Regions from separate parts of the Homo sapiens genome. Here region 2 is linked to region 1. Evidence: chromatin loops called from intact Hi-C (ENCODE). Cell type or tissue: Caco-2. All regions are shown on one strand. Each heading gives the region's core, and the rest is flanking DNA. Links, peaks and the distances in the headings are about the cores only. Region 1 holds the start of LOC124901124 (a long non-coding RNA gene). Region 2 overlaps CCNJL (cyclin J like).

Evidence for each region. A loop is a pair of places that touch in the nucleus more often than their neighbours do. Peaks named below come from ENCODE experiments on the same cell type or tissue, not always from the same donor. Only the 100,000 strongest peaks of a DNase experiment are listed, where the experiment ranks them.
Region 2: it touches region 1 in a loop (2.3-fold over the local background); 2 of 110 quality-filtered maps call a loop at or near these places.

What each region holds. Positions count from the first base shown.
Region 1 is chr5:160,013,909-160,029,494 of GRCh38, reverse strand. The region is part of intron 2 of TTC1 (tetratricopeptide repeat domain 1); the gene reads right to left. It overlaps LOC124901124 (a long non-coding RNA gene), which reads right to left and starts at 14,836. Exons shown (of 2, transcript XR_007059025.1): 1 at 10,464-14,836; 2 at 1,959-5,898. RefSeq lists a silencer at 807-974. In Caco-2, for the core only: a CTCF peak has its summit at 7,466 (motif pointing left); a DNase peak (open chromatin) is centred at 7,444.
Region 2 is chr5:160,257,021-160,272,606 of GRCh38, reverse strand. CCNJL (cyclin J like) reads left to right here. Exons shown (of 6, transcript NM_001308173.3): 4 at 12,836-13,138. It overlaps LOC105377691 (a long non-coding RNA gene), which reads right to left and starts at 4,341. Exons shown (of 3, transcript XR_007059027.1): 1 at 4,253-4,341; 2 at 3,539-3,682; 3 at 1,542-1,853. It also overlaps the pseudogene LOC727947. RefSeq lists an enhancer at 11,197-11,336. In Caco-2, for the core only: no CTCF peak of the experiment used is centred there; DNase peaks (open chromatin) are centred at 10,156, 11,526 and 12,026; H3K4me3 peaks cover 378 bases.

The sequences.
Region 1 (15,586 bases), core at 6,227-8,726:
TTTTTTTTTTTTTGTAGAGATGGGGGGGTCTCACTATGTTGCCTAGGCTGGTCTTAAACTCCTGGGCTCAAGTGATCCTCCCACCAGAGCCTCCCAAGGTGCTGAGATTACAGGTATGAGCCACCCCATTCAGCCGAGTCCTGGATTCTTTTAGTGTGGAATAGTGTTTAGAAACAAAGATCTGGGTGTTAGTGTGTTCACTGTTACTAGGGTATTACTCCTTTTAGGCCCTTTCAGTGAAGAAACCCAGGAAATACATCTTAAACAAAATGAAACCCTTATGAGTCAAAAGAACACATACAAGTGAAATCCAACAACCCAGGATTCTTCCTCACATTCCTCCACAGTGAAAACTCTGGTTCTCAGAATAGCCACTTTACTAATTTGCTCTATCCTACAAGAAACAAGAGTTCCAAAATTACTATACAAATATCATTACCAACAATGAACCTACTATGTAAAGTTCAAGGTTTTGTTGCAGTCAAGAGTCTGTGTCCAAAGTTAATGGAATTATCTTTTCTATATAATCTATTCATGATTGTTATGTTAACTTGTTTCTGTTTATGGTCAATTTTAAGGCTTAGTTTTTTTCTCATCTTTTCTGATTTTTTGAAAATTAAAAAAATTATTTATACAGTTCAAAAATAGGTGGAATTTCTGATGTGGTGAAGTAAGGAGGTTGTCAAATCCTTTTCCCTAAAGCCAACCACAAAACTGGGCAGGCCAGGGGCAGTAGCTCACACCTGTAATCCCAGTACTTTGGGAGGTCGAGGTGGGCGAACTGGCTGAGTCAGGAGTTTAGACCATTCTGGGCAACATGGCGAAACCCTGTTTCTAGCAAAAAGCCAAAAAAATTAGCCATGTGTGGTGGTGCGCACCTGTGGTTTCAGCTACTCTGGAGGCTGAGGTGGGAGGATCGCTTGAGCCCAGGAAGTTGAGGCCATGATTGTGCCACTGCACTATAGCCTAGGTGACAGAGTGCGACCTTGCTTCAAAATAAAAATAAAAAGAATAAGTAAACTTGAAGTTGTATCGAAAGAAATTATCCAAGCCAAAGAATGAAAACAAAAAGACTGAAGAAAAATGAACAGGGCCCTCTTGACATGAATGGAAGACCCAGAAGAAGGGAAGAAAGAGAAGAACAGAACAAATATCTGAAGAAATAAAGGCTGATAACTTTTTTTTTTTTTTTTTTTGAGACGGAGTCTTGCTCTGTCGCCTATGCTGGAGTGCAGTGGTGTGATCTTGGCTCACTGCAAGCTCCGCCTCCCGGGTTCACGCCATTCTCCTGCCTCAGCCTCCCGAGTAGCTGGGACTACAGGCAACTGCCACCACACCAGGCCAATTTTTTGTACTTTTAGTAGAGACAGAGTTTCACAATGTTAGCCAGGATGGTCTCGATCTCCTGACCTCGTGATCCACTCGCCTCGGCCCCTCAAAGTGCTGGGATTAAAGGCATGAGCCACCGCGCCCGGCCAAGGCTGATAACTTTAAAATTTTGATGAAAAATGTTAATCTAAAGATCCAAGAAGCTCATCTCAGTGAACCTCAAGTAGAATAGAAGATCTACATCTGAAGACACCAGAGTATCAGAGTGGTGAGAGAAAAAGACAAAGAGAAAATGTGAAAGCCACAAGAGAAAAATGATAGAAGAGAACAAGACTATTAATTTCTGACTTCTCACCAGAACAGTGGAGGCCAGAAGGCAGTGTAATGATATACTTAAAATGTGAATGAGAAAAATTTTCAACAAAGATTATACATTTAACAAAACTACCTCAAGATGAAGGAAAAATAAAGACTTTCACAATGAACAAAGAAAATTTACTGCTGTGAAACCTGCCTCACAAATATATTAAAGTCCTTCAGGCTGGAGGAAATGACAGTAGATGGTCACTCAAAACCACAGGAGGAAATGAAGAACATCAGAAACGGTAAGCAGATATAAGACTCTAATATTATTTTCTCTCTTCTTTAATTTCTTTAAAAGACAAAAGATTATAAAAAGCTGTAATTATGACACTCAGTGGTTAGGTTTACAACATATATTGATAAAATGTACATGACAACGATAGTTCGAAGTGGAGGAGAGGAAATGGAGCTATGCTAAAGCAAAGCTTCTATCAATATATTTCACTGAAATTAGGTACTATTAAACTAAAGTAGGGCTGGGCACAGTGGCTCCTGCCAGTAATTTCAGCACTTTGGGAGGCCAAGGTAGGCAGATCGCTTGAACTCAGGAGTTTGAGAACAGCTTAGGCAACACGGCAAAACCCCATCTGTACAAAAAATACAAAAATTAGCTGGGCATGGTGGTGTGCACCTGTAGTCCAGCTACTCAGGAGGCTGAGGTGGGAGGATCACCTGAGCCCAGGGAGGTGGAGGCCGCAGTGATCCATGATTGCACCCCTGTACTCCAGCCTGGGCAACAAAGTGAGACCCTGTCTCAAAAAAAGAAAAAGAAAAAAAAAAAAGAATCCCGAAAAACTAAAGTAGACTATAAAAAGATGTGCATTACAATTCCTACAGCAACCACTAAGAAAATAGCTAAAAAGTAAGCATAGTTAATAAAATCCAAAGTATTAAAATAGCATGCAGAAAATATTATCTAATACAAAAAGAGGCAGTAAAAAACAGGAATAAAGAACACATGAGACTTGTAAAAGACAAATGACTAATGTAAATCCAAACATATCAACAAGCAGATAAAATATGAATGGACTAAACAACTCAAAGAGCAGAGATTATCACACTGGATTTAAAAAGATTCAATTATATGTTGACTATAGGATGCATACTTTACATTCAAAGACATATACAGGTTGAAAATAAAAGTATAAAAAAAAGATACTGTGTAAACAGCAACCTTAAGTAGCTGAAGTGCTATCAGACAAAACAGGCTTTAAGACAAGATACATTACTGGAGACCAAAAAAGGGGATATTTCATAACGGTAAAAAGGTCAACAAATTGGGAAAATATAACAACTATAAGTGTATTCGTATCTAACAGCAGAACCATAAAATATATAAAGGAAAAACTGACTGAATTCAGAGGAGCAACAGACAATACAACATTAGTTGAAGATTTCAATACCCCAATATCAGAAATTCTTTAAACAACCAGAGGTACAATACATATGGAAAAACATACAGAAATGTACAGCTTAGTACACTGTTGCAAAATATACATTCACAAAACTACTATACAAATTAAGATAGAGAACACTGCCAGAACCTCAGAAGCTTCCAGTGTACTCCTTTCTAAATTCTCTCACCCCGACATCCCTAGCCAAACAACTTTTCTTCATAACTTGAAGGAGCTAAATAATTGAGGTTGTCATACTTCTATAACACTGTGGAATGTATGCTTGCAACCTTTAGAAAACCAAGTATCTAAAAATGATTTTTAAAGAGCTCTTCTAAGTTCTATTCTAGACCTGAAATATTTTATGGTCTATGCTCACCGAATTCTGACTTACTAGCTATAGTTAACAGTTCCGGATTGCTTTTACCTGCTAATCATTTAATCCTTATGATCCCACTTTACGCCAAGTTAAATGATAGAGCTAGGACAGATCTAACATTTCCAAGTTCATATTTTTAGGTGAGGTGGTGCACATCTATAGTCCCAAGTACTTGAGGGACTGAGGTGGGAGAATCGCTTGAGCCCAGGAGTTGCACTGGCAACGAAGCTAGACCCTATCTTTTAAATAAAACAAAGCAAAGCAAAGCAAAACAAAACAAAACAACAAAGTTCATCCTCTTAACTACAAGACCATACTGTCTTCCACAGGTGTGGAAATAAAGAATTGTTTGCAGGAAGTAGAACTGAGTAATGCACAGAAGCTGCTGCAAAAAGGTGAACTCACAGAACTTATATGCTTCATAGTTCTAAAGAAAAAGTCACTTTTAATTCCCTTGGTGTCAAGAACTAGGGCATTTGAAAAGGGGATGACACTGCTCCAAAACATGTTATTCAGTTCCAGAGCTCTGACCTATAGTCATTTCGAGACCTATGTTAAAAATAAATCTCACTTGGTGTGGTAGCCCATACCTGTAATCCCAGCACTTTGGGAGGCCAAGGAGGGTGGATTGCTTGAGCTCAAGAGTTTGAGACCAGCATGGGCAACATGGCAAAACCCCGTCTCTACTAAAAAACAAAAATTAGGCCAGGTGCGGTGGCTCATACCTGTATCCCAGCACTTTGGGAGGCCAAGGCAGGTGGATTGCCTGAGGTCAGGAGTTCGAGACCAGCCTGGCCAACATGGTCAAACCCCATCTCTATTAAAAATATAAAAATTAGCCAGGTGTGGTGGCAGGCGCCTGTAATCCCAGCTACTTGGGAGGCTGAGGCAGGAGAATCACCAGAACCTGGGAGGCAGAGGTTGCAGTGGGCTGAGATTGCACCACTGCACTTCAGCCTGGGTGACAGAGTGAGACTTCGTCTCAAAAACAAACAAAACAAAAAAATAAAAATAAAAATACAAAAATTAGCTGGGCATGATGGCTCATGCCTGCAGTCCCAGCTACTCTGGAGGCTGAGGTGGGAGGATCACTGGAGCCCAGGAATTTGAGGCTACAGTGGAATTATGGAATCGTGCCACTGCACCCCAGCCTGGGGGACAGAGCAAGACCTGGTTTCAAAAAAACAAAGCAAAACAAAACAAAAACAAACCTCTTCCTCACTGAATCAAGGGCTTGGACCACAGGACTTAGGCTGTTCTATTATTATTACTGTTACTCTTGAGGTGGTAGCATCACTTGAGCACGAGTTTGAGACCAACCGGGGCAACAAAGCAAAACCCCATATCCTGAAAAAAAAAAAAAAATTTAGCTGGGTGTGATGGCAAGCCCCTGTATTCCCAGCTATGAGGGAGGCTGAGGCAGGAGGATCACTTGAGCCCGTAAGTTTGAGGCTGCAGTAAGCTATCATTATGCCACTGTGCTCCAGCTTGGGCTACTCTGTCTCTCTTAAAAAAGATAAAGGAACTGTCATCAACTAGAGAAAACTAAGGCAACATGAAAACTAAATGCAGTGGATCCTGGAACAGAAAAGATGATGTTCATGGAAAATGTGATGAAATCTGAATAAGGTCTGCAGTTTATAGTGTTGTAATAATGTTTATTTCCTGGTTTTGATAACTGCACTATGGATATGTAAGCTGTTAAAATTAAGGGAAGCTGGAATCTATTTTTTGCTACTTTCTGAAAAATGTTATTTCAAAAATAAAAAGTTAAAATAGAACTCTCCACCTGGGAAATAATTTTTATCTTTCAAGAGCTAAATATAGTCTCCAGTAAGGACATTAAACCCCTACCTCAGTAATGAGAGTTTTTCAACATACTTATGGCACAGAATGTGTAGGCACTGTGCTATGTACACAGCACAGAGAAGGCTCTACCCATTGCCCATCCCCCCACACTTACATGCTAACCAGAGTATATTGATTGAACACTACCTGCAAGAAGTGTGGCTGTAAAGGCCACTTTGCAAAAGATTGTTTCATGCAACCAGGTGGGACCAAATACTCTCTGATACCTGATGAGGAAGAGGAAAAGGAAGAGGCAAAGTCAGCAGAGTTTGAGAAGCCTGACCCCACAAGGAATCCTTCTAGAAAAAGAAAGGAGGAGAAGAAAAAGAATTGGAAGTCATCTGACTCTGACAGCTCAGACTCTGAGAATGATACAGGCAAGAGGGCAAGGCACACATCAAAAGACAGCAAGGCAGCAAAGAAGAAGAAAAAGAAGAAGCACAAGAAGAAGCACATAGGAGTGGAAAGATTAGGCAACATGTGACATGCCTTGTGCACACGGCTTTGTCCCCATTGAGCCTTGTATTTGGAAGCTTAGTCACCTGTGTCCATCTGGATCTGTTTCGTGATAAAACACGAAACTACCTAAAATAAAAAGGTAAGCAGAGTTACATGTCTCCCTAGCTGAATTATAAGTTTCTTGACAGAGAAAACCATATTCTTCAAGAAAACTTCAGCCTGGGCAACACAGCAAGACCGTGTCTCTCCTAAAAATAAAAAAAATTAGCTGGGCGTGGTGGCTTATGCCTGTAGTCCCAGCTATTTGGGAGGCTGAGGGGGAAGGATCACTTGAGCCCCAGAGGTAGAGGTTACAATGAGCCATGATTGCGTCACTGCACTCCAGCCTGGGCAACAGAGCAAAACTCTATTTCCAAAAAAAAAAAAAAGAAAGAAAACCAATTTTGCCTAATTTTTTTTTTTTTTTTGAGACAGTGTTTTGTTCTGTTGCCCAGGCTGGAGTGCAGTGATGCAATCTCAGTTCATTGCAACCTCCGCCTACCGGGTTCAAGTGATTCTCCTGCCTCAGCCTCCTGAGTAGCTGGGATTATAGGCGCACACCACCAGGCCCTGCTATTTTTTTTGTATTTTTAGTAGAGATGGGGTTTCACCTTGTTGGTCAGGCTGGTCTTAAACTTGACCTCAGGTGATCCGCCCACCTCGGCCTCCCAAAGTGTTGGGATTACAGGCGTGAGCCACTGCACCCGGCCAATTTTGTCTATTAATTGCAGGTACTAACAAATGTCTGCTGAATGAATAACTCAATTTCTAGAATTACCCCGAATCTGTAGCATATGTGGGTTAATTTTCATTTAACTAACAAAGAAATAAAGGTGGAAACTATTACAAGTGTCCTTTCTGAATAAAATTAGCAAATCAAGGATTTAAATATTATAAACTTCTTTACATAAAGAAGATATTCTATAAAGAAGACAAATTACTGTAAATACTAGTTAGGATGAAAAATGGAAATGGTATGCTACTATTGCTAAGTGAAGAGTCTTCCTGTAAAGCAAATATCCATGACTTGGCTATAATCTTACCTTGTAATTTCCTATTTACTAACATAGTACCCCTATCTGCTTAATTACCTATACTATATTAGATGCCTGATTCCATGGCTGTGTAACTCATTCAATGAGCTAAAACTCATAATACTTATTATGTGCCAAACATTGTGCTAAGAGCTTCAAATGGATTGATTCACTTTCTTAAAATATTAGAAGTAGCTTGAATATAATTTTTTAATTGACAACAAAAAAACCACCCTCCAAAAAACCCAAAAATCCAAGCTAGAGAACTTCAACTGATATAATTTAAAATCCTGGGTAGCATGGCAAAATGTTAGAAAGTGCTTCTCTAGTCCCTTATAAATAAACCACTCTTCAGCAGACTACAATGCAGTGGCTGAGTAGGGTATTTCTTTTACTTTAGGTCAGTGAATACAACATAAACACACTTGACTTTGAGCTTATAAGTGTATACCCCATCTATCATTATTAAATAGTTAAAAACTTGCATGAAATACATTTAAAAAATAATCTCATATTTAAATAATCCTATGGTAAGCATGTGCTCAACAGACAAACAGGGGGAAAACCAAGACTCTCACTCCGGCAAGCTTATGTCCATATTATAAATCTATCAGCAGCTCTCTGCTGCCCTCTGCAGTTTTGTGAAGTAATTGCTACAAAATAAAACGGCATACACTTTATGCCAAGCACAGTACCCAGGGATCACAGTACCCAGAGATCAATAGCTGGAGTAAAAGAGAGCGTAAAGAGAGGTACATACTTGCTCAACTGCTGGAAAGTGGAGGCACATGCAACAAAACTTTCTGCTTTAGTCTTATCTAGGTGGGACAAGAAAACTACACTTGGAATGCAAATACTGGAAGGGCTAGGGACATCAGTTCTATAATTATTTTGAAGGGAATTCCTTATCATTAAAAAAATAAGCTTTTGGTTTTGTCTTCTTTGAAATCAGATATCACTTGCTTTACATACATAAAGACATATCTGTTCTTTCCACAAGTCACCTTTACAGGTCCTCTAGGGAGGCATGAGGGAGGATCTTTGGATCTAAGCCACAGTTAGAACCTGCCTCTCAGTAGGTGTTATCCTTCTGAGGAAAAAAATGACTGATCTATGAGGAATTAATCTTGGAAATAGTCCCTTGTTTCTTAAATCAGAAAATTCTATTTCCCAAAACTCAATCTTTAACAGAAATAAATTTTCTATGTCAGGACTGCTTAAATTCGGCCCAACAAGTTGTTTTTAGACCTTGATCAACGGATGTAGGTAAAAGAAAACCTCCTATTCAGTTCTTCCGATGTTGGATGCAGTCAATGTACGGGTTAGGTCAATACTTCTTGTTTTGGAAGCTTAGTCATCTGTGTCCATCTGGATCTGTTTCCCATGGTGTGGCCACAGTTCTTCCTATATCAAAATTACCTGGGAGGCTTGCTAACAAAACAGATGCCTGGTTGTTGCCTCACAGGTGTGTGGTGTCAGACACTTCTCAGGCTGTGCATGGTTAATACATTTCCTGTGATGCTTAGACACAATAAAGTCTGGAAACCACTGATCTACACAAAGTGACCTTTCTTAATAAACACAGGAAATACTGAACGTCATTTTAACTTTTCTGCCAGCAAATAATGTAAACACACCTCACTAACTTCCAAATGTTTTAGAGCAGCGGTCCCTACCCTTTTTGGCACCAGGGACTGCTCTTGTGGGGAACTATTTTTCCACGGACTAGGGTCTTGGGGAAGGGGGTGTTCATAATGATTCAAGCACATTACATTTATTGTGTACTTTATAATTATTAAACTGTAATATATAATCAAATAGTTATACAATTCACCATAATGTAGAATCAGTGGGAGCCCTAAGCTTGTTTTCCTGCAACTAGACGGTCCTACCTGGGGGTGATGAGAGACAGTGATAGACTATCAGGCATTAGATTCTTGTAAGGAGCAGGCAACACAGATCCCTTGCATGTGCAATTCACAACAGGGTTCACAAGCCTACGAGAATCTAATGCTACCATGGATATGACATGAGGTGGAGCTCAGACAGTAATGCAAGCGATGGGAAGTGGCTGTAAATACAGATGAAGCTTCGCTCACTAGCCTGCTGCTCACTTCCTGCTGTGTGGCTGGGTTCCTTACAGGCCACAGACTGGTATCAGTACATGGCCGGGGGTTGACGACCCCTGTTTTAGAGCAAGCAACCCTTATTTCCACTGGTTTAAACTTAGCATCAGGCCAGGCAGGGTGGTTCATTCCTGTAATCCCAGCACTTTGGGAGGCCAAGTGAAAGGGCCTCTACAAAAATAAAAATAAACAAACTTGGGATCAGAAATCTAAGCTCCTTCTAGGATTTGATTTAATCGTTTGTAGACAGCATTAAGTTCAACAGTGGTAACTCTAAGAAGTTGGTAAAACTGACCACCTTAGTTCCAAAGGATGCCTATTAGAAATGAAAGAAAAGGAGGCTGGGGCGGGCGGATCACTTGAGGTCAGGAGTTCGAGACCAGCCTGGCCAACATGGTGAAACTCCGTCTCTACTAAAAATACAAAAATTAGCTGGGTGTGGTGGTGGGCACCTGTAATCCCAGCTACTTGGGAGGCTGAGGCAGGAGAATCACTTGAACCTGGGAGGCAGAGGTTGCAGTGAACCAAGATCATGCCACTGTACTCCAGTCTGGGCGACAGGGCAAGACTCTGTCTCAAAATAAACAAACAGAAAACAACAACAACAAAAAGAAAACAAGAAATGAAAGAAAAGGGAGGCAGGAGGCAGGGCACAGTGGCTCATGCCTATAATCCCAGAACTTTGGGAGGCCGAGGTGGGTGGATCATGATGTGAGTTCGAGACCAGCCTGGCCAATATGGTGAAACCCAGTCTCTAGTAAAAATACAAAAATTAGCTGGGTGTGGTGGCACACGCCTGTAGCCCCAGCTACTCGGGAGGCAGAGAGAGAATCGCTTGAATCCGGGAGGCGGAGGTTGCAGTGAGCAGAGATCGCACCGCTGCACTCCAGCTTGGGCAACAGAGAGGGAATATCCATCTCAAAAAAAAAAAAAAAAAAAAAAAGAATGAAAGAAAAGGGAAACAACAAAATCAGAAAGGTTGCTCATGACGTTAACAGGACTATGCAGGCCACTATGGAAGAAGTTACTGAGAACTTTTTGGAAGCAATCGAGAGTATTCCCTGCAAACACATCCACAGCCACAACATTAATTAGATTATGAAAATGGTGCAATAGGGTGGCAGAAACATGGAAATCCAAAAGATTAAGTAATGTGGAATTTAGGAAAAATGACAGAGGGAAGAGACTGAAATATAACATCTGTTCTAAACTGAAACTTCTAAGCTTTGATAATGGTTCCTAAAGAGAAAATGACCTTAAAGAATAATCCTTAAAACTTTCAGAGCCTAATGTTTTAAAATCCCAGATACCAGGCATTCTGAATCCATGTTCACCAAGCAACAGACTTTTGGATCCCTTATGTGTACATGTAAATGAATACCATTTGCAAACCACTAGTGAAAGGGAGCAAACCCATTGAAATGACTAAATCTGCATTTTGGCTTACAAATAAAAAATGTTTGTTTGCAGGAAAGAATTAAATCACCAGAACCTGGATAAGTTCAAAGTTCCTTCATCTTCTTCATATTAATAAAGGCCACACCATCCATCCAGTAGCTGAAGACAAGGAATCATTCTAACGTCTCACTCCATCCCGCCAATCGAATCCACTGCAATGTGTGGTCTGCTTTACCTCTGAAATATATCCCAAAATCATACACTTCTCTTCAGATCCACAGTTCAAGCTACTATCATCTTCACTGGGCTACTGCATTAGAGCCTAATTGGGCTCAAATGTTCTATTCATGTCCCTCCTCCATCCTCATACCCCTCCATTCTCTGTATAAGAACTGAATTCTCTTATTAAAATGTAAATAACTTCCGTCTCTCCCTGGCTTAAAATTATCCATCTGTTTCCTTCTGCACTTGGAAAAAACTTCAAGTTCTTTACTACGGCTTAGGAACTATTCCATAATCAGACCCTTGCCTACTATCAGCCCACTCTCTTCCTTAATCATCATGCTTCAGCCATCGGCTCTTCCATTCCTTGAACATGCCAAAACACCAAACTTGTTGTTACTTTAGGGCTTTATTCAACTGCTCTCTTTGTCTGCAATGCTTCCCTCTCAGACGGTCACACATTTGGCTGCTCCCAGTGCCACCCTCCCCTAAGTCTCTGTTGAGAGGCCACCTCTCCAGAGAGGCTTTCCTGACCAGCCAATCTAAAGCAGTCCTCTCCACCTGTCTTAGTCAGGTTGCTATAACAAAATAACAGACTCAGTAATTTATAAATAATAGAAATTTATTTTGCACAGCTCTAGGGGCTGGAAATTCCAAGATCAAGGCACCAGCAGATTTCGCGTCTGGTAAGGGGCTTGTTCTTTGCTTCAATATGGTGCCTTCTTTCTGCATCCTCACTTTGTGGAAGGGGAGTAGAAGGGCCCAACAGGTTCCCTCAAGTCTTTTATTGGTATACTTTATAAGGATACTAATTCTTCTAATCACCTTCTAAAGGCTCCACCTCTTAATACTACACATTGAGGATTAAGTTCAACATGAATTTTGGAGGAAAACATTCAAACCATAGCACCATCCTTCCAACCCAACCCATCCTTCATGTTAACATTTTGTCCTAATTCTCCAATGAGAGAACAGAAACCCTGTCTTGTTCACCACTGTATCCCTCAGGGCCTCAAACAATGTCTAGTGGGTGGAAGAAATGTAAATATTACTTGAATAAATGTGAGAAAAAAATTTCTGTAACTTATAAGGCCAATTATTGGCTCTCATGGGGGAGAAAAAGATGCTATTCATTCAACAGCTATTTAATGAAGGAAGATTGTGCAAAACCTGTGACAGTGGTCCTCAAGCCTCAGCATGTGCATATGAATTACCTAGGAAATTTACACATGAGACCTAAGAAACTGCACTGTGACAAGCAGTCCATAAAAGGCGATTTTCTTATGGAATCAATACTAGCATTCTGCAGTATGTGCCATAGGTCCTAATACTATAAACACTTGCTATGGTCTGAATGTGTCCCTCCAAAATTCATGTTGAAATAATCCCCATTGTGTTGGTATTAAGAGGTGCGTCCTTTTGGGATGTGATTAAGTCATAAGGGTTCCAACCTCATGAATGGATTAGTGTCCTAATAAAAGAGGTTGAAGGGAGCTGCCCTGCCCCTGCTGCCATGTAGGGACACAAATGGTGCCATCTGTAAGGAAGAGGCCCTCACCAGACACTAAAATTGCTGGCACCTTGATCTTGGACTTCTCAGCCTCCAGAATTATGAGCAATAAATTTCTATTATTTATAAGTTATCCAGTCTAAGGTATTTTGTTATAGCAGCTCCAACACACTAAGATAGAATTTTTGTATCATAATGTTATTATTGCAATTCTCTTCTGCTGCTACATTTGTCCTTCACCTTAGCCAAGCCTCTCAGAACCAGTTATTTGCTTCACATACCTAGTACATCTCAAATGTTAGCTAAAATTCCATTCCTGTGGGTAGTTATATCTACATTTAAGCTTTCACAAATAGTTAAGATTTACTGCTGAAATAAACACACGAATACACTATACTCTCTGAGAGCTTTTCCTGTTTTTACCAAATCTTAACTGCTTTCCTCCTCAATTATTCTTGATTTATGAGTCCTGCTGAGAAGTGACACTACACTTGAGCGTGAATTATCTTCCCAGCCACAGGACAAGTGAAGTTAGCTTGATTAACAGACTTTGGCTACTATTATTTGGTTGTGTCCAACAAGAAACCTTTAATACTACATAGACCCTGTACGGAATAGCACTTCTTTCCCAAATCATCAGGGGTCAGCTTCATGTGCTTTTGTGGTAGGGCACACAGTTTGGTTGTAAAGTAATCAATTTTTATTTATTTATATTCTTAAAATGGAATAATGTAATACAGGCTTACTGAAAAAAAAAGCAAATATTACAAAATTGCATTACATATAAATTAAAATTCCCTAATAATCATACCTCTCAAAGTTACTTACTGCTTATACTTTGGTGTATATCCTTCAAATTTGTATGTATAAACATATTTTCACATAGCCTTAAAAGAAATCATCACTGTTGTATAACCTGATTAATTAATTTGACATTATATTACAGGCAGCTTCCCAGGTCAATACCTACGATTCATCTTTTTAAAAAAATTTTTTAAATTATTTATTTATTTATTGAGACAGAGTCTCATTCTGTCACCCAGGCTGGAGTGCAGTGGCGTGATCTCGGCTCTCTGCAACCTCCGCCTCCTAGGTTCAAGCAATTCTCGTGCCTCAGCCTTCTAAGTAGCTGGGACTATAGGTGTGCACCGCCATACCTGGCTAATTTTTGTATTTTTAGTAGAGATGGGGTTTCACCATGTTGGCCAGGCTGGTCTTGAATTCCTGGTCTTGAGTGGTCTGCCCACCTTGGCCTCCCAAAGTGCTGGGATTATAGGCATGAGCCACTGCACCCGGCCAAGATTTACCTTTAACAACTGCATTGTATACTACATAAATATAACAACAAAATTTAAGTAATACTCTGGGAAGAACACATTTTTCTCTCCTACTATACCCTCCCAATAGGTCTGACACCAGATGAGAGTGTTTTCCACACTAAACAATTCTCCAATGGACACCAACGGAGTGTCCTATAATTCAATTCAGTTCTGTCACTATCTCCAGGTAGACAGTGTCTGATCCCACAGGTTAAGAGTTTAGTCTCATAAGCCTGGCCCCACTTCAGACACTAATCACAAGTCCCAGGTTGTGACCTATGATTCCGACTGAATGGTTAGCACAGGGTTCTTACCACCCTCTCTGTGGGTTCAATAATTTGCTAGAATGGCTCACAGAACTCTGGGAAACACTTTACTTACACTTAGTAGTTTATTACAAAGGACATTATGAATGATATAGAACAGCCAGGTGAAGAGACACACAGGGAAAGGTAGAGGGAGAAGGGGTGCAGAGCTGCCACGCCCTCTCTGGGTGCTACCCTCTTAACACTTCCATGTGCTCATCAACCTGGAAGCTCATCAGATTTCTAGTTCAAGAGTTTTTATAGGCCAGGCGCAGCAGCTCACACCTGTAATCCTAGCACTGTGGGAAGCTGAGATGGGAATATTGCTTGAGTCCAGGAGTTCGAGACCAGCCTGGGCAACATAGTAAGACTTCATTTCAAACACAAAAAAATTTAGCAAGGTGTGGTGGAAGGCGCCTGTGGTCCCAGCCACTTGGGACATTGATGTAGGAGGATTGCTTGAGCCCAGGAGGTTGAAGCCTCCAGTGAACTATGATCGCACCTCTGCACTCCAGCCTGGGCAACAGAGCGAGACTTGGCTCAAAACACAAGAAGAAAAAAGCTTTAATGGAGCTTAATCTCCAGCACTTGCCCTCCTCCTTTCCTGGATTTTGGTAGGTGGTGCCAAAAGTTCCAACCCTCTAAAACTCTAATCACTTAGTCTTTTTGGTGACTGGCCCCATCCTTCCTTAGGCTATAGATAGGCCAGATCCTAAAAGTTATCTCATTAGGATGAACTCAGGTGTTATCAAAAGGGGTACATTAAGAATAACAAAAAAATACACTACACTATCAGAAAATTCCAAGGGTTCTAGTGGCTCTGTAACAGGAACCAGGGACAAAGACCAAATAAATTTACTATACTACAAATACCCTGTTTAACATTGTCTAGCTTTCCAAAATTATGAATGATGCTGCAACACATCTATGTATATACATTTGTGTATATTTCTAATAATTTCCTTGAAATAAATGGCTACAAGAGAATCAGCGTTAATGCTGTCATGTCCAATATGGTACTTACTAGCCACATGTGACGATTTTAAAATTATTTATTTATTCATTTTGAGACAAGGTCTCACTCTGTTGCACAGGCTGGGGTGCAGTGGCGTGATCATGGCTCACTGCAGCCTTGACTTCCCAGGCTCCAGGGATCCTCCCACCTCAGCCTCCTGAGTGGTGGGGCTACAGGCTTGTGCCACACGTGATTATTTTTATTTTTAAAGGCTTTTTAAAAAATTTTAATTAAAAAAAAATTTTTTTTTTTTTGGAAAGACAGGGTCTCACTATGTTGCCCAGGCTGGTCTCAAACTCCTGGGCTCAAGTGATCCTCCAGCCTCAGCCTCCCAAGTGCTGGGATTATAGGAATGAGCCACTATGCCTGGCCCATGTGACTATTTATTTATTTTCTGAGACGGAGTTTTGCTCTTGTCTCCCAGGCTGGAGTGCAATGGCCCAATCTCGGCTCACTGCAACCTCGACCTCCTGGGTTCAAGCAATTCTCCTGCCTCATCCTCCTGAGTAGTTGCGATTACAGGAGCCCGCCACCAGGCCTGGCTAATTTTTTAATTTTTGGTAGAGATGGGGTTTCACTATGTTGGCCAGGCTGGTCTCGGGTCGAACTCCTGACCTTAGGTGATCTGCCTGCCTCAGCCTCCCAGAGTGCTGGGATTATAGGTGTGAGCCATCCCGTATGACTATTTAAATTAATTACAATAAAATTCAGTTCCTCAGCCGTAATAGCCACATTTCAAGTGCTCAATAGCCTGATGTAGTCAGCAGCTACCATACTGCATGGTGCAGGATGTAGAACATTCCTATCCTTGTAGAAGAGTCTATTGATAGCCCTATCTAAAGAAAT
Region 2 (15,586 bases), core at 10,049-12,548, 240 kb before region 1:
CAATAAACTATAAAAGAACAAGCAATGTCTCTTCTCCATCCCGGCCCCTCACCCGTGTCCACTTGGGGCTTCTCTTCTGTGCTCCCAGCCACGAGAGCCTTTGCCCTGCATTTCTGCCTTTCCCTATCCAGGAAGCACAGACAAGGAATCCTTTCCAGACTGATTGCTTTTAGTGCCTGTTAAGCCTCATGTCTTAGGGCAGATACCACTAAAAGCTATTGCCTGCCAGGTACCTGCAGTGGGGCTTCAGGAGATTCTAGGAGAGGCCTGTCTTCCTCCCAGTAAACCAGCATCACTCCCCTTTGCATCCTCCATCCCCCACTCACCCCTGCTTTGATTACTTGGCAACTGTTGCTTCTGAAAAGCAGCTTCTTTGACAACAAGGCAGGGGACGGGATGGGGTCTCCCCACTGGAGATTTCAGAAACTTGAAAGCAGTCTTAATCCTTTCTGGTCGACAAGGATGAATGAATATGCTGCTTCCTAGCCTGGAGAAGTTAAATACATCAGCTCTCCCCAAAGCTGGGAATGCTTGAGATGCCTCCACGGCTCTAATTGTAGGCAGCAGCTGCAAATGGGGCAATATTTCCAGGTGGTCTTTTTCAGGGGTGTATTTCTGACAAAACATGAGATTTATTGATAGAATTAAACCTAAATCTTCAAGGAAACGTGGCAGCGCCCTTGCAGGAGATAATTTAATAGCTCCCTACATCTCATGCAAGAGTGGTCAGGAGGAAACTCCATTTCCTTCCTGCCGTGGAGAGCATTTGAAATGCTTGAGCCTTTCAATGTTTGAACATTTCAGGAATCAGAACAGGTCTTACATTTGATGTGTGCAATTAAAGTGACTATTGCTTATCTTTCTTCCAAAACACTGCCATGACATCAATGGTGCTTCTCTAATCAGTGACGTTTGCGTGGTGGCCACGCGGCACAGGGCAACTGGAAAAGGTGGTCTGTCACATTAGTGAGGGCCATGCTGAGCAAATCTGGGCACGGGGCTCGAATGTCACAGCACAGTGAGCGGAGGACATGGTGATTTTCCATTTCCTGTTCCCATCTCTGCAGACTGGCAGGCTTAGAGCTGTTTCAGGGGAGGGATTTTGTGTAAACTGCCTGTCAGACAGCTGGCTGGGCCGGAAGCTCTTAAATTGTTCAATTTGCCTTAGCAAGTTTAACACCCAGACCTGTTTGTCCAGGGCCTAACTTTCCGGGCTCTGCATGGCTTTTTTTTATTTTAATTTTATTTTTGTTTTCCGGGAGTGGGGGTTGTATTTCAAGCTGCACGAATAATTAATTGAACATGCGGTGTTCAGGAGCCCCTGATCGCAGCAGCCCACCCCTCACCACCCAAGCACTTACCTGTCAGTATTGTCAGTTGTGATAGCTAGCACTGGCAGGGCAGCTTTGGTTGATTTTGAAATCCGTTTCAGACTCGAACGAGATATGTTGGCCTATTCTATCCCTTGGTGCTAAGATTAGAGATTATTTTTATGTGTGGAGCATTTACCTGGATTTTTGAGATTGTCTTCAAGGAGTGTGTGTTGCCTCCCTCCACCTCCTAAATCTTAATTTTAATTACAAGCATTGTGGTGTCTAGACAGGAAAAGTCTCTCTTTGTCACCGACATAGTGAGGTTTCTGGGACTTTTCTAGGAAAGTCTGATGCCTCCCGACTTGTAGGTACTTGTAAAACAGGTTCATGCCGAGATATTCTTGGACTGGAGCAGACCTACGTTCTGGAATGTTCTCTGGCAGTTATTCTGCTAGCTCTGGCTTCTAGATTCCCAGCAGCAGAGTCTTGCCTTCTGAGGAGTTTAAAGTGTTTTTATCAGCAGGAGAGTAATATTTGTTCCTGTAGAAAACCAGAAGATGGGAAAAAATAAAAATAACAAAATAAAAATCACTTGTAATCTCACTACATTTCTCTTTTCTATAATCGGAACCTGCGGGTGGAGGGTAAATCCTAGCCTCAGTGGTGATGGGATCGTTAATGTTTATTGAGTGTTTGTTTATTTTTATTTATCTTTTTGAGGCAGGATCTCACTCTGTCACTCAGGCTGGAGTACAGTAGCATGATCACGGCTCCCTGCACCTCAGCCTCCCAGTACCTGGGACCACAGGCGCGTCCATACCACCAGGCCCTGCTAATTTTTTTTTTTTTCGAGACACCATTTTGCTCTGTCACCCAGGCTGGTGTGCAGTGGCGCAATTTCGGCTCACCGCAACCTCCGCCTCCCAGGTTCAAATGATTCTCCTGCCACAGCCTCCTGAGTAGCTGAGATTACAGGTTCCCACCACCTCACCCAGCTAATTTTTGTATTTTTAGTAGAGACAGGGTTTCACCATATTGGTCAGGCTGGTCTTGAACTCCTGGCCTCAAGTGATCTGCCCGCCCCGGCCTCCCAAAGTGCTGGGATTACAGGCGTGAGCCACTGCGCCCAGACTTTTTTTTTTTTTGGTAGAGACAAGGTTTTGCCATGTTGCCCAGGCTGGTCTCTAACTTGTGTGCTCAAGCAGTCCACCAGCCTCGGCCTCCCAAAGTGCTGGGATTATAGGCATGAGTCACTGTGCCCAGCCTATATGTCACACAGTGTTCTGAATTTTTTACACAGATTTACTAATTTAATCCTCAAAACAATTCTATAAGGTAGGCTGTAGTTGTATTTTCCGCAAGTATCAGAGGAAGAATCCGAGGCCCAGTAAGTTAGGACACTTCCCTAAAAGCATACAGCTCGGATGTGCCTAGTAATGGGGACACAGGTTGTCACCTTGGGGTTGACTCAGTGGTTCTCAGCCACTGTACAACTATGGCCCTAGTTGTACAGCCAGACCACGTCCTTCCTTGGCTGTGCCAGGAAGATTCAGGTCAGAACGCGGAGAGATTGCTGGGAGACTCCTGGGCACACTTCCTTCTGAGCCAGCAGAGCAGCATTTGTGCTGACCCCGATGAAAACATCAGCCCTCAGGACCAGCTCTTGTATCTGGAAGCATCTCCCCTCTGAACCACAAGGGCGGTACCCAAGATGGCCTCTCCTTTTCCTTCTCCCTGTTCCCCGCATAGGTCGGAACAAAGGATCAGGGTCCCCAGTGCCCACACGTTCAGCGCAGCAGTGCCGTCAGACCTGGGCCAGAGGCAGCCCCTGGTGAGTTAGGAGTGAGCTTTCTTTAAAGCAGTGACACCGAAACCTTCTTTCGTGACAGGAGATAACTCCTATCCTCCGTACGAGGACAGAAGCACTTGTGGGATGCAGGCCCCAGATGCCAGCTATTCGGGTGACAAATGGCCCCCACCCCGCAGGCCCTGCTTTCAGTCAGTGACACTTATTTGGGTCACGTGTAAAGCGGAGCACAAAGGAACCAGGGGTTGCCTGAGGCCGCAGTGTGATGTCATCACAGCAGTTTCTCCTTCCTGACACAGGGAAGTCCTCCCAGCAAGAAGGGAAGCCCGTGGGTGACCCAGCTGGCCGAATGCCACCTCTGACCTAGAAGGCATTTTCACAATTTCCTCCTAAAGAAAACAACCACCCACAACCTCACCTCTGGTCTCTTTTTAAAACTGGGCTCAGGAATTGATTCAGCCTGTCAGAAATGGGCTTGCTTTCATTCTTTCATCCATCCGTCCTTCCATCCATTCGTTGATTATTTATCAAGGCCTCTGTGCCAGAGACTGGAGATGCAGCCCTGCTCTTGAGAGAGGAAGGAGAAGAAGAGAGCTTTTTCTTGATTTCCTGAGGGAGAAAGGAAGCTCAGCCAGGCAGGGTACCCAGATCCACCTTCACACCAGGTCTACCCAGCGGACTTTGGAAGCCCAGGAATGGCTGGTGTTGGAGGCCTGTTTCTCCAGGATGTTTCCTAACTACAGGATCAGAAATGGGCCAGAGATCTTGGATGCAGCTACAGCAGGTCCTTAAGGGGACTTAAGGGGAGGCTACCTGGCCTCCAACCCCTGTGGTCCTCTCAGCTTTCTCCCTTCCTTGAGCACCACTGAAGCACCCTCTTACAGATGAAGGGTTTTCTTGCTTTGTCCCTGGCTTTCTCTCTCCCCTACACCAAATCTCATCCAGAAACCAAACCACTGTCATTGTAGCTGTGACTGTCATTACAGGGCTGGCTCTGAATTGAGCACAAGTTTACAAAGGGTGCTGTTCTAAGCACACTAAGCCATCATGTCACCCTCACCACAATTCTATCTACTTGTCTTCTTCCCATTTCACAGATGAGGAAACACAGGTCCAAGAAGTTGTGACTTACCCCAGACCACATGGCTAGTAAGCGGCTGCCACTCCGTAGAATCCAGGACAGTCATCATCAGAGTGTGGGCACTGCCCGCTGCACTGCCTTACACAGTAAAAACAGCCTGCCAGAGCATGGTGCCCTCAGAGTAGTTTCACACCCTCTCCATCAATTGCTCAAAATCTGTCTCCCCTGGTTCCTCAGAAAGACGCTTGTCTGCTGGGCGTATGAGCAGTGCCTTTTTTTGCCAAGAGTAGGAAGCACCTTTCTTGCCTTCAATAACTGCAAGAAGTCAAAGAGAGTTTCTGTTTTTTAAAAAAAGTCAGGCTGGGGAGCACCTTTAGTACAAAAAGTTTCCTGTTAGAGAGCCACTCCTTTGACTTAAATGCTATCATTGGAAGAAAAAACTAAGTCCTGTTGATCATATAGCTCTTTAGTGGAAAGGCTCTGGAATTAAATTGCTAAGTAGCGTAAGCAAAGGAGAGATTGAAGTCAAGAGAATTTGTGGAAGGGCCAAGCATGGTGGTGCATGCCTGTAATCCCAGCACTTTGGGAAGCCGAAGCAGGAAGATCACTTGAGCCCAGGAGTTCAAGACCAGCCTGGGCAACATAGTGAGACACTATCTCTTCAACAAGTAAACAATTTTTAAAAATTTTTTCAAAATTAAGAGTATTTGTGGAGAACAGGGCGGTTAGATGGGGTGAAGCTGAAACTAGCCTGACACATCCATGGAAGTTCCTCCACCCAGATAGATACACTTATTATGGAGCTTATAGGATTGCAGGGGGCCTTGTGACTGTATATAAGGTTTCCTGCTTATGATGTAAAAAGCTCGGGACTTTGGAATCATTTATTCATTCATTTTTTAAAATACACAAAAGCTATTATTAATTTTATGCTAGAGGCTGTGCTAGGTGAACAGGATCTGTGGTGTTCTGCAAGACAGATTTGTTCCCTACCCTCATGGAGCAGACAGACTTTTAAATGCTGCTTTGTCCCTTATCAGCTGGGAGATCGGGGTAACTCAACCTTTCTGAGCTTCTGTTTCCATGTGGGAAACACCCCCAACCTCCCAGGGTCGTTGCCAGAATCAGCTGAGAGCATCTGTTAAGGGCACAGCAAGCACAGTTCACAGACCCCCTAGCCCACCCAACCCTGCAGTAAATAGATGTGTGGTCCAGGGTCTGCCAGCACATTTGATGCCTGCTGTGCGTTGGGCCTCGGGATGCAGCAGAGAACCAAATGCCAAACGAAGCTCCCCGCCCTCCCAGAGCTCACATCCTGGTGTGTGGATTCTCTGCCTCTTGCTACCCAGTGGATTCTCTGCCTCTTGCAACCCAACTGGGTTACCTGGGAAAAGTCTCACCCTGGGGGAGGGGGACATCTGGGAAAGGCCTTGGACGCAACACTCACTCCCCTTTCTTCCTCCCGGACTGTGAGCCTTGAAATCACCAGCAGGAGGCCAGAGTTCAAGGTCACAGTCCTGGGGAAAGGAAGCTGTAACGACTCCAGTCCACTCCATGCATTCCAGCACAGTGTTGACTGTGGAGTCGGGTAAGGGTAGGGGAGCCTTTTGTTGGGCCTTTTTCAGCCCCTTTTTCAGAACCTGTAAGAAAATATTTCTAGATAACAGGACTTGAGAAGATCCCGGGTCTGGAGTGCAAAGAATACCATGTTCAATAAATAATACAGCAGCTGCTACCATTTATAGAGCACCTCCCACATGCCCGTCATGTTACCTGGGACACTCCTTGCACCCTCCCTACTGCCCTATGAGGTGTGGGTTTCCAGGTGATTGCCCAAGATCACACAAATGATACCAGGAGTGAGGATGGGAAACTGGCACTTGAGCCCCTGCCCTGCCCCTGCTCCAGGACATTCCTGCCTGTTTCTGGTGGGGACCTCCCCCAGAATCCTGGCTGTCCCTGGTCACACCGGCTCCAAGGCCATAAATAAAGCTGGTAGAAGTTCTGCCTTTTCTGGGGCTACTTTTCTCCACTCCAGGAAGGAAGAATCTGAGAGAAAAAAGCATTAGCATCAGAAAGGTCTCTATTGAGCCTGGCCCTGCGTGGGCTTCCACCCCTGGGACACTGGCCTCCCTTGCCAGCAAAGGCTGCAAAGCTGGGAAAAAGCCCTTTCAGCCAGAGCTTTCTCTTTCCTCTTCTGTCCCTGCCACCTGACTGCGTAGCACTGCCCACATGCACCTGGGAAGATAGATGTCAGGCCCCACCTGGGAAAAGGCAAGGCCTGGGTACCACTGGGCGGTCCTTGATCCCTCTGACCCGCCAGCACCATCTTTCCTTTATCATCAGCACCTGCAGGGTAGGCTGGTGGCTGCTGGAGGGGCATGGGGATAGCTATGGGATCTCAACTTCTGATAAAAGTCTGGTTCTCATTCTCAGATAAAATGAGGAAGAGATTTTTTAATAGGAGAGCGGCCATTCTTGTGGAAGAATAGCTTTGCTTGTTTTTAAAGGCATTGCATTTCTTTTTTCTTTTTTTTTTTTTTTTTTCCCCTGGAGACGGAGTCTCGCTCTGTCGCCCAGGCTAGAGTGCAGTGCCCCGATCTTGGCTCATGGCAACCTCTGCCTCTGGGGTTCAAGCAATTCTGCCTCAGCCTCCTGAGTAGCTGGGATTTCAGGCATGCACCACCACACCCAGCTGATTTTTGTATTTTAGTAGAGACAGGGTTTCACCATGTTGGCCAGGCTGGGGCATTGCATTTCCTTTTTTTTTTGAGATGGAGTCTCACTCTGTTGCCCAGGATGGAGTGCAGTGGCGTGGTCTTGGCTCACTGCAACCTTCGCTGCCCAGGTTCAAGCGATTCTGCCTTAGCCTCCTGAGTAGCTGGGACTACAGGCGCACACTACCACACCTGGGTAATTTTTAAATTTTTTTAGTAGAGACAGGGTTTCACTATATTGGACAGGCTGGTCTTGAACTTCTGACCTCGTGATCCGCCTGCTTCGGTCTCCCAAAGTGCTGGGATTACAGGCGTGAGCCACCACACCTGGCCGGCATTGCATTTCTTTAGGGAAGAAAAGTAGCCAGCTGTGGCTTTAAAACCTGTTTCTCTTTAGCCAGGAAACTTTGGCCTAATCTCTGAGCCTGGGTTAAGCACCTGAAAGGGCAGCAGGTAGCCCTGAATGGGTCCATCAGTAGGCATCTTCCCACGCATGAAGGACTTTTGGGGGCATTCGTGGGGCACAGTGCAGAACACGGTCTGTCTAGTTGGGGGTGGGCCGCGCTCAAGCCTGGGCAACAGGAATGAGAGAATGCTGAATTTCTACAGAACCTTGTTCTGTGCTGGTTACCTTTTTGTTTTAAGTTTTCGGGCTTTTTTAAAGGCAGTGTAAATGCTGATGACTGTTGGCACTGGGTAATAACATTCAAGGGAGTTCATTATAGTAACATTTCTCTCTCTCTTTTCGTATATTTAAAATTTTCTAAAATGAAACGGCTTTTTAAGCAATTAAAAATAACTGCTTCTCTTGGCGCTAATTCAGAAGAGTCAGGAATCCTGTTTGGTCTGCCTTGAGGCTTGATTGCCAGGACAGTAGGTAGAAGATAAGCCAGTCTTCAGAGTGTTCACCTTCATAGAGAAAGAAAGTAGAATGTGCTTGCCAAGGACTCGGGAGAGGGGGGACCTAGGAATTATTGTTTAATGGGGACAGAGTTTCAGCAGGATGAAAAGAGTTCTGGAGAGGGATGGTGGTGATGGCTGCCCGTCATTGTGAGTGTCCATATAATGTCACTGAACTGTACAGTGAAAAATGGTAAACTTTATATTATGTGTTGTCATAAGTTTTTTCTAATTAAAAAAAAAAAAGCCAGTCTGTAAGCTGGATCCACAGCATCTTGCCACCACGGCCTCATCTGTGGTTAAGCATGTAGGCCACATGGATGGATGCATGGTCATCCTCACCTGCCACGAATTGCCCAGGAGCTCTGTGTGCCAGCCTCAGGAAATGGTGTTAGGGATCAGCCAGCCACATGCAGAAAGGAGGGCACATAAGAGGCATCACTTACAGGCACCACCGTCACCACCAACACTGGGGGTACACGTGCGTCTGCCTAGCCTCCGAGAGCCAGAGAAGTGCTTCACTAGGTTTAGAATGCTTTTTAATCTTATAAGTATGTTGATAGTGACTAGGCACAGTGGCTAATGCCTGTAATCCCAACACTTGGGGAGGCCGGGGCGGGCAGATCACTTGAGCCCAGGATTTCGACCAGCCTGGGCTCTACTAAAATTACAAAAATTAGCCAGGTGTGGTGGCGTGTGCCTATATACCTAGGTACTCAGGAGGCTGAGGTGGGAGGGCCACCTGAACCCAGGAAGTTGAAGATATGGTGAGCCGAGATTGAGCTACTTGCACTCCAGCTTGTGCGACAGGAGTGAGACCCTATCTCAAAAAAAAAAAAAAAAAAGAGGTTGATAGGGCTCCTGCTGTTCCAATTTAGGACAATGTGAACATCAAAAAGAAAAATGTAGATGGAATGATATGATTTTTAAAACTTCCTTTTCAACCCCCAGTATAATAATTTATTCAGAAAAGGATCATCCATGGATGCAAAGCCATTGAGCTAAAGGTTGTTGAGAAACAGGATATTCACAAAGTGTGCCCTCCCAGATTATTTATTAATTTCCCAGGGAAGCTGGTACCTTGAACTGGAGCAGTCTCGTGTCACCACCTTAATCAAGTGATCTAACATAAGCCAGGACAAAGTGACGTTTCCTAGGACTCCTGCTATGGTCCAGTGGGTGAGAAGGACAGAACAGCTTCTGTCATTTGCTTGCCTGTACTGTTTGACCTGCATCTAATTGTGAGGAAACAATCAGGCAGATCCAGAATGTGGAGCATTTTACAAGACAACTGGCCTAGATTCTCCCAGAGTCAGTGTCATGAAAAGCAAACGAAACAAGGGGACTTCAGCGGTAATAGACTCCATGTGTGAACCTAGTTTGGATTCTGGATCCAAAAACACAAAACAAAGGTTATAAAAGGCATTTTTAGGACCCCTGGAGAAAGTCAGATGTGGACTGAATATTAGAAAATGTGATTGCATTAATGTTCATGTCTTAGAAATGCTAATAACATTACAATTTGTAGGAAAATGACCTCAGGAACGGATGCTGAAGTGTTCGGGGTGGCATGTCACGTCTGCAACTTGACTAGAAATGGTCTAACAAAACCAGTATTTACAGACAGAATACACCTAGACAGAGCACACATGGATCAGGGTCAGCAAGGGCAGAATCTGGTGAAGGGTCCTATGTGTTCATTGTTGTCTTTCATCTTTTCTCTGATTTGAAAATTTTCGAAATCAAAAGTGCATCAGAGAAGTCAGAGATTCCATGGCTATTGTCTGGCTTGGAAGGACTCAGAATTCTGTTCCCAGCCTCTCCCAGGGGACTCGCCTGAAGTCTTCTAGGCATCTGTTGCCTGTGCAGTTTGTCGATAAGGAGGAAGCAGCTGAGTAACGGTGCTTGGTGGTGGCAGCGCTGGGGACAAGGGGCCAGCCCCACTCACAGTCCCAGGAGGAAGGGAGGAAATGTCTGCCAGGCACGTGCAGCATCAGGAAACTCATAAAATCTTTTCTGGCTGCTTTTTAACTGCTGGCCAGGCCAAGCCCAGGTTAACTCTGAAGTCTGCTTCTGGGTGTAGAAGCTGAGTTCTCCCATCAGCTTTTTCTCTGAGCCTCTGAGGATTGTAAAGAACCTACCTAGAAGGTTCCTGCCACGAGCAAGTGCATGACCAGCTCGAAGCACAGCCCATTCTGTGTGCCGGGGGCTTGTGAAGCACTTTCCATTCTGCAGCACCATTTTATCTTCATGTGGGACAAGGTCCTACAACATAAGCAAATAAGCAGCCTGTCGAGTTTAGTGCTCGTAGGTCCAGGGCAAACTCCTGAGGATTCAGACCCAGCACTGCCTGGCTGTGGCCTGCCGTGTGCGTTCCCAGGAAGCAGAGGGAGCAGGTGAAATCAGATTCCGCAGTAATCCCTGGTGCCTTCCATTGGAGGATAATCCTCTTGGGCCTGGTAGCAGAGCTCTGAAAGGTTTGAAAAGCGAGGAGGGGAGGAGGAAACTAATCTGATTGAGCACATCTGCCAGTTCTAAGAGATTGCTGGCTGCCAGCAGTGCTGTGCAAGGGTCTTAGTGCCACCCCAGTACAGTGCACCTTCACCTCGCCACCTCCTGCTCTGGGGAGGGAAAGAGCTCGTTTCTGCTGAGTGCATGCAACCAAGGCTGGCTCAGCACAAGATTCAGGGGAGCCGGGGCAACTTTGGAAAAAATAAATAAATAAAATTCTTCCTTTTAAAAACTGCACAAAGAATACATGATCATTGGAGAAAAAACTGGGGAATACAAGATCATCAGAGAAAAATTCAAATGGCCTAAAATATCTGTTTCCTGAGAGGACTATTCATTCATTTAACAAATATTTATTGGGTACCTACTATGTGCCAGGCATGTGCTGGGAACTGGTGGCACAGCAGCGAATGGGTTGGACTCAGTTCCTATTCTTACAAGGCTTAGAGTCAGATGCCAGCCATTCATATTAATACTTGATGTTAAGCAAGTAATCTAAGTGTAGGAAGTCCGTTTAATATCTGGAGGTCTCTAAACTGAGCTCTGGAGGACACCGATAAGGGGGGTGAGGGGAAGAGCATTCCCAGCCCGGGGAGGGGTTGGAGTCCCACGTGGCTGGATCCTGTGCTTGAAGAGGGAGTGTTGGGGGGAGTATGGGGGGAGCTGCCAAAGCCAATAGAGCCAGTCGGCCAGAGCCTCAACCCTGGGATTTCCAGCCATGCAGGAGGCTCTTCCTCTCTGGGCAGCTTTGACCTCGCGTTGGCCTGCCTGAGTTGTTCTTGTGTGCAAGACAAGAAAGTGTGTACTTCGGACACAGCACCATTGCAGGCTGAGTGACTGGGCTCCGGAAAGGGATGGAATGTGTGCTTGCTGTAAACTGCATGGTGCGGGGCTGGTAGTGCCTCTGCCCTTCACTGTCTTGTACATTTCCAATCACTAGACTCCTCTGCATCAAAGACCAGAGCTCTGTGTCAGGTCGTCGTTACCCACCGAGTGGGCTGCTGCAAGGCTTGCCGAGAAGGGAGCAACCCTGGCTTGCTGAGACGTGGTTGATTCATTCTGCAGTGACGTCTTTTGAGCCGTCCTCAGGAATGTGTTGTATCTACTGTGGAGCAGCCTGTGGTGGTTACTTCCTTATCTCCCCTAAGCAGCATGAGAGATGGGAACTGGGTCAGAGGCACTTGCAGCTGGGAGCAGGTGCGTGCATGTGTTGTTTGCCCTTCCCTTCGTGAGCACTGATGTGTGCTTTGAGGTCAGCTGGGCCGCCCCAATGCCTCTTTTGGCATTTACTTAGTGGCAGCTCCACACCCCATGAGGCTGGCCTTGGGGTCATGGGTGAACAGACCGAGGCCAGGCCCTTGAAGGCCTCACCACCTGATGTGGGAGTCGTACAGTACAGGGGGCTGGTGTGGAGGGCGTCTTCTGAGAGGCAGGGACTCCAGGTGAAGGACAGGTCAGGGTTGGCTGAGTGAGGAGGGGATGGGGAAGGGTGCTCCAGGCCCAGGGGGCTGTGTCAATGAAGGCTTATAGGCAAGAACTGCCAAGGACAGGGTCCACGGCCACCTGTGGGGTGGTTTTCCCAGAGTGAGGAACATTGAGGCTGGAGAGGCCCACAGTCTGCAGAGCCTCACGCAGTGGAAGCTGTCATGCCCCCCCACCAGCCCCTGAGTCTTGACCCTCAGGGCACAAGGACCTCCCATTGTTCCCTGAGAGCATCCACAACTGATGACTGCCGGGGTTGCTATGTAAATGCCTCTGCTCTTTAACCCGTGGGTAGGATAACCTGAGGCCTGTCTTAGGCTGTTTCTCAGAATTCCTCAGTAGGATTAAGCTCGGGTTGTCCACAGTGGTGACTCGCTTGTGTCCTTTTGGGCTTTCTTCCCTTTCCTGTTCTCGTCCCCCACCTACCGATCTTTCCTGGGCTTACCTTCCAAGACCTGGAAACCAGAGGGAACCCACACTAAGACCCCGTTTACACAGTTTGAACTCAATAGCCAGGATAGCGGGAAGCCATTGAAGAGCTTTTCTACACGTGGAGGGACAGGGCCAGGTTTGCGTGGCCATGCTGACTCTAGCCAGGAGGTTGGATTGGTTAGGGCCAGATGGAGAGTAGGGAGGGCACCTTATTCCCCAGCCCCTGGCTGCTGCTGCTGACCGCTATCGGCTGCTTTGTGTTCCAGAGGCTTGTCTGAGCATTTGGTTTGCATTTTCCCATTGACTCTAACAAAAGCCTTATGAAGTATAGGTTCCATCTTACAGATGAGGAAACTGAGTCACAGAGAGGTTGAGACACCTAGCCATGATCCCCCAGTGGGAAGTGATGGCTTGTGGATTCAAGCCTAGGTTTGACAGATCTGGAATGTGTGCTCCTATTCCTCCGCAGTCTGGCCTGTCTGCTTTCTGTCTTCTTTGCCAGCAATGTCCAGGCACTGTAAGGTGGGCCGTTAGCTTCCTGGGTTCAGGTAAATGTCTTCCAGTAACCCCTGCTTCCCCTGCTCCCCGACAGGTAAGTTCGAGGATCGGGAAGACCACGTCCCCAAGTTGGAGCAAATAAACAGCACGAGGATCCTGAGCAGCCAGAACTTCACCCTCACCAAGAAGGAGCTGCTGAGCACAGAGCTGCTGCTCCTGGAGGCCTTCAGCTGGAACCTCTGCCTGCCCACGCCTGCCCACTTCCTGGACTACTACCTCTTGGCCTCCGTCAGCCAGAAGGACCACCACTGCCACACCTGGCCCACCACCTGCCCCCGCAAGACCAAAGAGTGCCTCAAGGAGTATGCCCATTACTTCCTAGAGGTCACCCTGCAAGGTGACAGCTGGGACCCGATGGCAGGACCTCCCACCCCTTCCCCACCACCCAGGGGTCGGGGTCAGGCGGCTCTAAAAGGCATGTCCATCCAGATCAGGCCTTCTCACTGGGGCCTGTGCACCCAGATCACTCTTAACTTTGCAGGCAGTAAGCAAAGAAAGGGCAAGGATTCGCCCAGTAACATGTAAAAGAGAAATAGCAACTTATATGCAGGCAGCCAGAAACCTAGAAACTTACAGATCAACTGGTAATTTTTCTTACAGTAACCTGAAACATTGCAAATGAATTAAATAGCACAGATTTGCAGATCGGTTATTCTCAAATAGCGGCCATCATACAGATAGTATGGGGAGAGGGAATTATGTTTACATCTGTTTTAGCAATAAAAGTTACCCTGTTACTTGAAACTTACTTGAAACTTGAAACTCAGTCTTCCCAGTGTTTTAAAATCTAGATGTTAACTGGGTCAAAAATACTGCTGATAGGGGCGGGCGCGGTAGCTCACACCTGTAATGGGAGGCCAAGGCGGACAGATCACGAGGTCAGGAGATCGGGACCATCCTGGCCAACATGGGGAAACCCTGTCTCTACTAAAATACAAAATATTAACCGGGTGTGGTGGTGCATGCCTGTAGTCCCAGCTATTTGGGAGGCTGAGGCAGGGGAATTGCTTGAACTCAGGTGGCGGAGATTGCAGTGAGCGGAGATTGCGCCACTGCACTCCAGCCTGGCAACAGAGCGAGACTCTGTCTTTTTTTTGTTTGTTTTTTACAATAGATATTTATTTAAAGTAAAACAGCTGCAGACCAAATAATTCTTAAGATTGTTTCAGGTTTAACCATCTTCGTAACAGCTGCATCCACAGACTTCAACTACATGATTACCTCTTTGCCCATTCTGCTCTTTCTTTTCTTTCCCGAATAACCTCTTTCAGATACGGTTCAAGGTAGAAATTTTCCTCTTCATATTTGGTCCACTGCTCTTTAGGCAAGATCTGATGCTTCATGGACAGGTCCAGTGCCCTCTTCATGTGAAACATCCTGTCATTATAAAGGTTCTCAGGAAGCCTTCTTATGGCTTCTTTCACATCTTCATTCTCATATATTGTATCATCTTTCATTAACCCCAGTTTATTGAATCCTGTGGCGTTGTAATACCATTTTCGAATACCATCCAGCCACTTGCCTGATGCTGCAACAGCCTTCTTGCCAGCCATTTTGACCAGCGAGACTCGGTCTTAAAAAAAAAAAAAATACTGTTGATACAACCATCCCATAACCTACCACAAACTAAAATGGGCATGAGTATCCAGATCAATGATTGGACTGGGCGCGGTGGCTTATGCTTATAATTCCAGCACTTTGGGAGGCTGAGGTGGGCAGATCACCTGAGGTCAGGAGTTCAAGACCAGCCTGGCCAACATAGTGAAACCCCATCTCTACTAAAATACAAAAATTAGCCAGGTGTGGTGGTGGGCGCCTATAGTCTCAGCTACTTGGGAGGCTGAGGCAGGAGAATTGCTTGAACCCAGGAGGCAGAGGTTGCAGTGAGCCGAGATCGTGCCATTGAACTCCAGCTTGGGCAACAAGAACAAGACTCCATCTAAAAAAAAAAAAAAAATCAGTGATTGTGATCCCAAGCATTAACTGAGCATTTACTGCATGCCAAGTGTCTTGCTTCAGTGCTTTGCATACATTATCTCATTTGAACCTCACAGCAACCCCACACCAAAATCACCTCCATTAATCATATTTTACAAAAGAGGAAAATGATGCTGTAACTTACCCAAGGTTGCGCTTATTTTTTTTTTTCCTTTTTGTGGAGAACGGGGTCTCGCTATATTGCCCAGGTAGGTCTCGAACTCCTGGGCTCAAGCTATCCTCCCACCTCTACCTCCCTGAGAGCTGGGATTACAGGCGTGAGCCACCACACCCAGCTGTAACTTACCCAAGGTTATTGCTAGGATTTTATTTTATTTTTTATTTTTATTTTTTGAGACGGAGGCTTGCTCTGTCACCCAGGCTGGAGTGTAGTGGCACGATCTTGGCTCACTGCAAGCTCCGCCTCCCAGGTTCAAGCGATTCTCCTGCCTCAGCCTCCCGAGTAGCTGGGATTACAGGCGCCCGCCACCACGCCTGGCTAATTTTTTGTATTTTTAGTAGAGTTGGGGTTTCACCGTGTCAGCCAGGATGGTCTCGATCTCCTGACCTCGTGATCTGCCCCTCTCGGCCTCCCAAAGTGCTGGGATTACAGGCGTGAACCACTGCACCCGGCCAATTTTTTAAATTTTTTTAGAGATGGGGTCTCGCCATGTTGCTCAGGCTCGTCTCAAACTCCTGGGATTACAAGTGAGAGCTACCATGCCCTGCTCATTGCTAGGATTTGAACCTTGGGAGTCTGACTGAATGATCGTTTGTATCACCCTGTTAGCACCCTGACTGATACTTT